Regions from separate parts of the Homo sapiens genome. Here region 1 is linked to region 2. Evidence: read pairs that join two places in POLR2A ChIA-PET (ENCODE). Cell type or tissue: OCI-LY7. All regions are shown on one strand. Region 1 overlaps MYBL2 (MYB proto-oncogene like 2). Region 2 overlaps LOC101927200 (a long non-coding RNA gene).

Region 1 (2,500 bases), 97 kb before region 2:
AGCCACCATTCCTGTTCTTTTTTTTTTTTTCCTTGTTAATTTTTTTGAGACTGAGTCTTGCTCTGTCGTCCAGGCTGGAGTGCAATGGCGTGATCTTGGCTTACTGCAACCTTCGCCTCCTGGGTTCCAGCAATTCTCTGCCTCAGCCTCCTGAGGAGCTGGGATTACAGGCGCCTGCCACCACGCCCGGCTAATTTTTGTATTTTTAGTAGAGACAGGGTTTCACCATGTTGGCCTGACTGGTCTTGAACTCCTGACCTTGTGATCTACCCACCTCAGCCTCCCAAAGTGCTGGGATTACAAGCGTGAGCCACTGTGCCCGGCCTTTTTTTTTTTTTTTTTAATTTGTAGAGACAGGGTCTTCCTATGTTTTCCAGGCTGGTCTTGAACTACAGGGCTCAAGCTATCTTCTCGCCTTGGCCTCCCAAAGTTCTGGGATTACAGTCATGAGCCATGGCTGGCACTTCGCCTTAAAATTAATTTTTAAGTAACTCGGCGTGGTGGTGGGGTGCCTGTAGTTGGGAGGCTGAGTTGGGAGGATTGCTTGAGCCCAGGAGTTCGAGGTTACAGTGAGCTACGATCACACCACTGTACTCCAGTCTGGGTGACAGAGTGAGACCCTGTCTCTTAAAAAAAAAAAAACACAAAAGAAAACACCTGGGCGTGGTGGCTCACACCTGTAATCCCAGCATTTTGGGAGCCTGGGGTGGGTGGATCACCTGATGTCAGGAGTTTGAGACCAGCCTGACCAACATGGCGAAACCCCGTCTCTACTAAAAATGCAAAGATGAGCTGGGTGTGGTAACCCATACCTGTAATCCCAGCTACTTGGGAGGCTGAGGCAGGAGAATCACCTGAAGTGGGGAGGCGGAGGTTGCAGTGAGCCGAGATGGCGCCATTGTACTCCAGCCTGGGCAGCAGGAGCGAAACTCTGTCTCAAAAAAAAAAAAAAAAGAATGAAATAAAATTTATTTATTTATTTATTTTTGAGATGGAGTTTCGCTCTTGTTGCCCAGGCTGGAGTGCAGTGGCATGATCTCAGCTCATTGCAACCTCCTCCTCCTAGGGACAAGCGATTTTCCTGCCTCAGCCTCCGGAGCAGCTGAGATTACAGGTGCATGCTACCACGCCTGGCTGATTTTTGCATTTTTAGTAGAGACGGGGTTTTGCCATGTTGGTCAGGCTGGTCTTGAACTCCTGACCTCAGGTGATCCACCTGCCTCGACCTCCCAAAGTGCTTGGATTACAGGTGTGAGCCACCGGGCCTGGCCTGAGACCTTGTCTCTTAAGAATAAAATAAAATTTAGTTTGAAAATACTTTTTTGGCTGGGTGTGGCCAGGAATTTGAGAACAGCCTGGCCAACATGGTGAAACCCTGTCTACCAAAAAATACAAAAATTAGCCAGGTGTCTTGGTGTGCCTGTAATCCCAGCTACTCAGGAGGCTGAGGCGGGAGAATCGCTTGAACCCAGGAGACGGAGGTTGCAGTGAGCTGAGATCGCCCCACTGCACCCCAGCCTGGGCGACAGAGTGAGACACTGTCTCAAAAAAATGGCGGTGGCTCACGCCTATAATCCCAGCACTTTGGGAGGCCAAGTCGGGCGGATCACCTGAGGTCGGGAGTTCAAGACCAGCCTTATCAACATGGAGAAACCCCGTCTCTACTAAAAATACAAAATTAGCCGGGCATGGTGGTGCATGCCTGTAATCTCAGCTACTTGGGAGGCTGAGGCAGGAGAATCACTTGAACCCGGAAGGCGGAGGTTGTGGTGAGCCAAGATCGTGCCATTGCACTCCAGCCTGGGCAACAAGAGCAAAACTTCGTCTCAAAAAAAATAAATAAAAAATAAAAAGTGAAAACATAAAATCTTTAAAAAAAAAAATCAAAGTGATATGTGGTTGCTATAAAAATTTAAACCATACAGAAGTGAAGTCAAATATTTCTTCACCAAAATCTTTGCCAAAAGAAGCATCCACTCTTCCCAGTTTCTTGTGGCCTGTGTGCACATGAGAACGCGTGTGTCTGTTGTGTAGGTGGGGCCTGGCCTGGCTCTTGTGGCTGCGTATGTTGTGGTTTGTGTCCTGAGCTAGGAAGCCTGACTGAGGGCAGGTGGGGACTCAGGTCTGGCTAGGTCAGCCCGCGATGCCTGCTACCATGGCTCAGCCTGTGCCCTCCCAATTTCCATGGAAGTGCTGGAGGGTCTTGTGGCAGCCTGGGGCCTGGCTGGTGTGGGAAAGTCTGTTTCCCACCTTTAGTTTGGACTCCGTGTGTGTTGTTCCTCCTCATCCCTCTGCTCTTTTCTACTTAGCTTATTGGGTTGAGCCCTGGAGAGGGAAGCAGGACTCTGGCGCCTTTGTTTACCCCCACTTGATCTCTACTCTAGAAAGGGTCTCTGGTATTCTTGGCCTAGATTTATTCCAGGCAATAAATGAGAGGGATGCGGTCAGATCCTCAGGTAGGCCCTGTGGGCTACACAAAGTCATCCTGGGTGGCATCCCC
Region 2 (2,500 bases):
ACCCAAATCTCATCTCGAATTGTAATCCCCATGATCCCCACATGTTGAGGGAGGGACCTGTAGGAAGTGATTGGATCACAGGGATGGCTTCCCCCATGCTGTTCCAGTGATAGGAGGGAGTTCTCGCGAGAGCTGATGGTTTTAAAAGTGCTTGGAAGTTCCCCCTTTGAAGCATTCTCTCTCCTGCCGCCATGTGAAGAAGGTGCTTGCTTCCCCTTCTGCCATGATTGTAAGTTTCCTGAGGCCTCCCCAGCCATGGGAAACTGTGAGTCAGTTAAACCTCTTACCTTTATAAATTACCCAGTTTTGGGTATTTCTTTATACAGTGTGAAAACAGACTAATACACCATTCCATGCACACATGTTCGTTGGCAAGAGTGACAGTTGCTGAGTCTACTGAGCCCTGACTTACACGAGGTGTTCTGCTAAGTGGTTACATGCAGCATCTTGGTTACCCTTGCAGTTACTGCCACTTTCAGAGGCATCTGAACTGAGGCTCAAAGATGTGAAATAACATTCTGTGGGCCACAAAGCTAACAGGTGGTGGGGCTGGTTTTTTTTTAACTGAGTCAGGCTTATTGCAAAGCCCATGCTCTTAAGTGTTGCTACCCAAAGGCCTCTCTGGATGGTCTTTCCTCACGGGGCCCCTTCTCAAATGCTGGAGATTAATTTAAATGCCAATTTGATAGGTGAATGATGGTATCTCAATATTTTAATCTGTGTAATGTAGATTTCCAATGGTATTAACTTTGCTCTGTCACCCAAGTTGAAGTACTGTGGTCACTGCAACCCAGGTCCCTGCATCCTGTCTCCCGAGTAGCTGGGACTACAAGCGTGCACCACCACACCCAGCTATTTTTTTTTTTCTGTAAAAAATGGGGTTCTGCCATATTGGCCAGGCTGGTCTCAAACCCCTGGCCTCAAGGGATCCTCCTGTTTCTGCCTCCCATACTGCTGGGATTACAGGCATGAGCCACTGTACCTGGTAGCAATTAACTACTTCTTCTTCTTTTTTTTTTTTTTTAAAGCGAAATCAAGTTTATTAAGAAAGTAAAAGAATAAAGGAATGGCTACTCCATAGGCAGGGTAGCCTCGAGGGCTGCTGGTTGGTTATTTTTATGGTTATTTCTTGATCATATGCTAAATAAGAGGTGAATTATTCATGAGTTTTCCGGGAAAGGGGCAGGCAATTCCTGGAACCGAGGATTACTCCTCTTTTTAGACCATATAGGGTAACTTTTGGATGTTGCCATGGCATTTGTAAACTGTCATGGTGTTGGTGGGAGTGTCTTTTAGCATGCTAATATATTATAATTTGCATATAATGAGCAGTGAGGATGACCAGAGGCCACTTTCATCCCCCTCTTGCTTTTGGTGGGTTTCAGCTAGTTCTTTACCACATCCTGTTTATCAGCCGCTCTTTGTGGCCTGTATCTTGTGCCAACCTCCTATCTCATCCTGTGACTAAGAATGTCTAACCTCCTGGGAATGCGGCCCAGCAGGTCTCAGCCTCATTTTACCCAGCTCCTATTCAAGATGGAGTCGCTCTGGTTGGAACCCCCTCCATTTTACAAGGCGATTTTTTTTTTTTTTTTTTTTTTTTGAGACAGAGTTTCACTCTTGTTGCCCCGGCTGGAGCGCAATGGCCCGATCTCACCTCACTGCAACCTCCACCTCCCAGGTTCAAGTGATTCTCCTGCCTCAGCCTCCCGAGTAGCTGGGATTACAGGCATGCGCCACCACGCCCAGCTGATTTTGTATTTTTAGTAGAGACGGGGTTTCTCTATGTTGGTCAGGCTGGTCTTGAACTCCCCACCTCAGGTGTCCCACCTGCCTTGGCCTCCCAAAGTGCTGGGATTACAGGTGTGAGCCACTGCGCTCAGCCATTGCAAGGGGATTCTTAATCCTAAGGGTTGCAGAGGGACGAAGGTACATCTTCTGCAGCTTCTTTAGGCTGAATAGGGGCCACGATATTCCTGCTTAACTATTAGGGTCTCTCGTCTCCAGGGTAGAGAGGCGCTCAGTCAGACAGCATTGGTATGCTGAGGGCCATTCATAACTCCAAAATTTCAACAAAAGGTGATATCCAAAGTCGACCAATTGGTGCTGCAGTCTATTTCCTTTGGGTCAGGGTTCTCTCCAGTATTGTCCCTTTGAGGTTTGCTAGGAAGAGGTTACTGGAAAGGGATTCTGATCTAGACTCCAAAGGAGGGTTCCTGGATCTGGTGCAAGAAAGAATTCAGGGTGAGTCCACAGAGGAAAACGAAAGCAAGTTTATTAAGAAAGTAAAGGAGGCAGGGTGCAGTGGTTCACATCTGTAATCCCAGCACTTTGGGAGGCTGAGGTGGGCAGATCATGAGGTCAAGAGATCAAGACCATCCTGGCCAACATGATGAAACCCCGTCTCCACTAAAAATACAAAAATTAGCTGGGCATGGTGGCGCACGCTTGTAGTCCCAGCTACTCGGGAGGCTGAGGCAGGAGAATCGCTTGAGCCCAG

What was found. ChIA-PET counts read pairs that join two places held together with the same protein. Peaks named below come from ENCODE experiments on the same cell type or tissue, not always from the same donor. Only the 100,000 strongest peaks of a DNase experiment are listed, where the experiment ranks them.
Region 1: POLR2A ChIA-PET joins it to region 2 with 5 read pairs; 4 of 35 experiments call an interaction of 5 or more read pairs at or near these places.

What each region holds. Positions count from the first base shown.
Region 1 is chr20:43,684,210-43,686,709 of GRCh38, forward strand. All of the region lies in intron 4 of MYBL2 (MYB proto-oncogene like 2), which reads left to right. Among named protein-coding and RNA genes, the nearest start is that of MYBL2, 18 kb to the left of the region's middle. In OCI-LY7, no CTCF peak of the experiment used is centred here; a DNase peak (open chromatin) is centred at 1,092; H3K27ac peaks cover 1,874 bases.
Region 2 is chr20:43,780,939-43,783,438 of GRCh38, forward strand. The region is part of intron 1 of LOC101927200 (a long non-coding RNA gene); the gene reads left to right. Among named protein-coding and RNA genes, the nearest start is that of GTSF1L, 55 kb to the left of the region's middle. In OCI-LY7, no CTCF peak of the experiment used is centred here; a DNase peak (open chromatin) is centred at 1,403.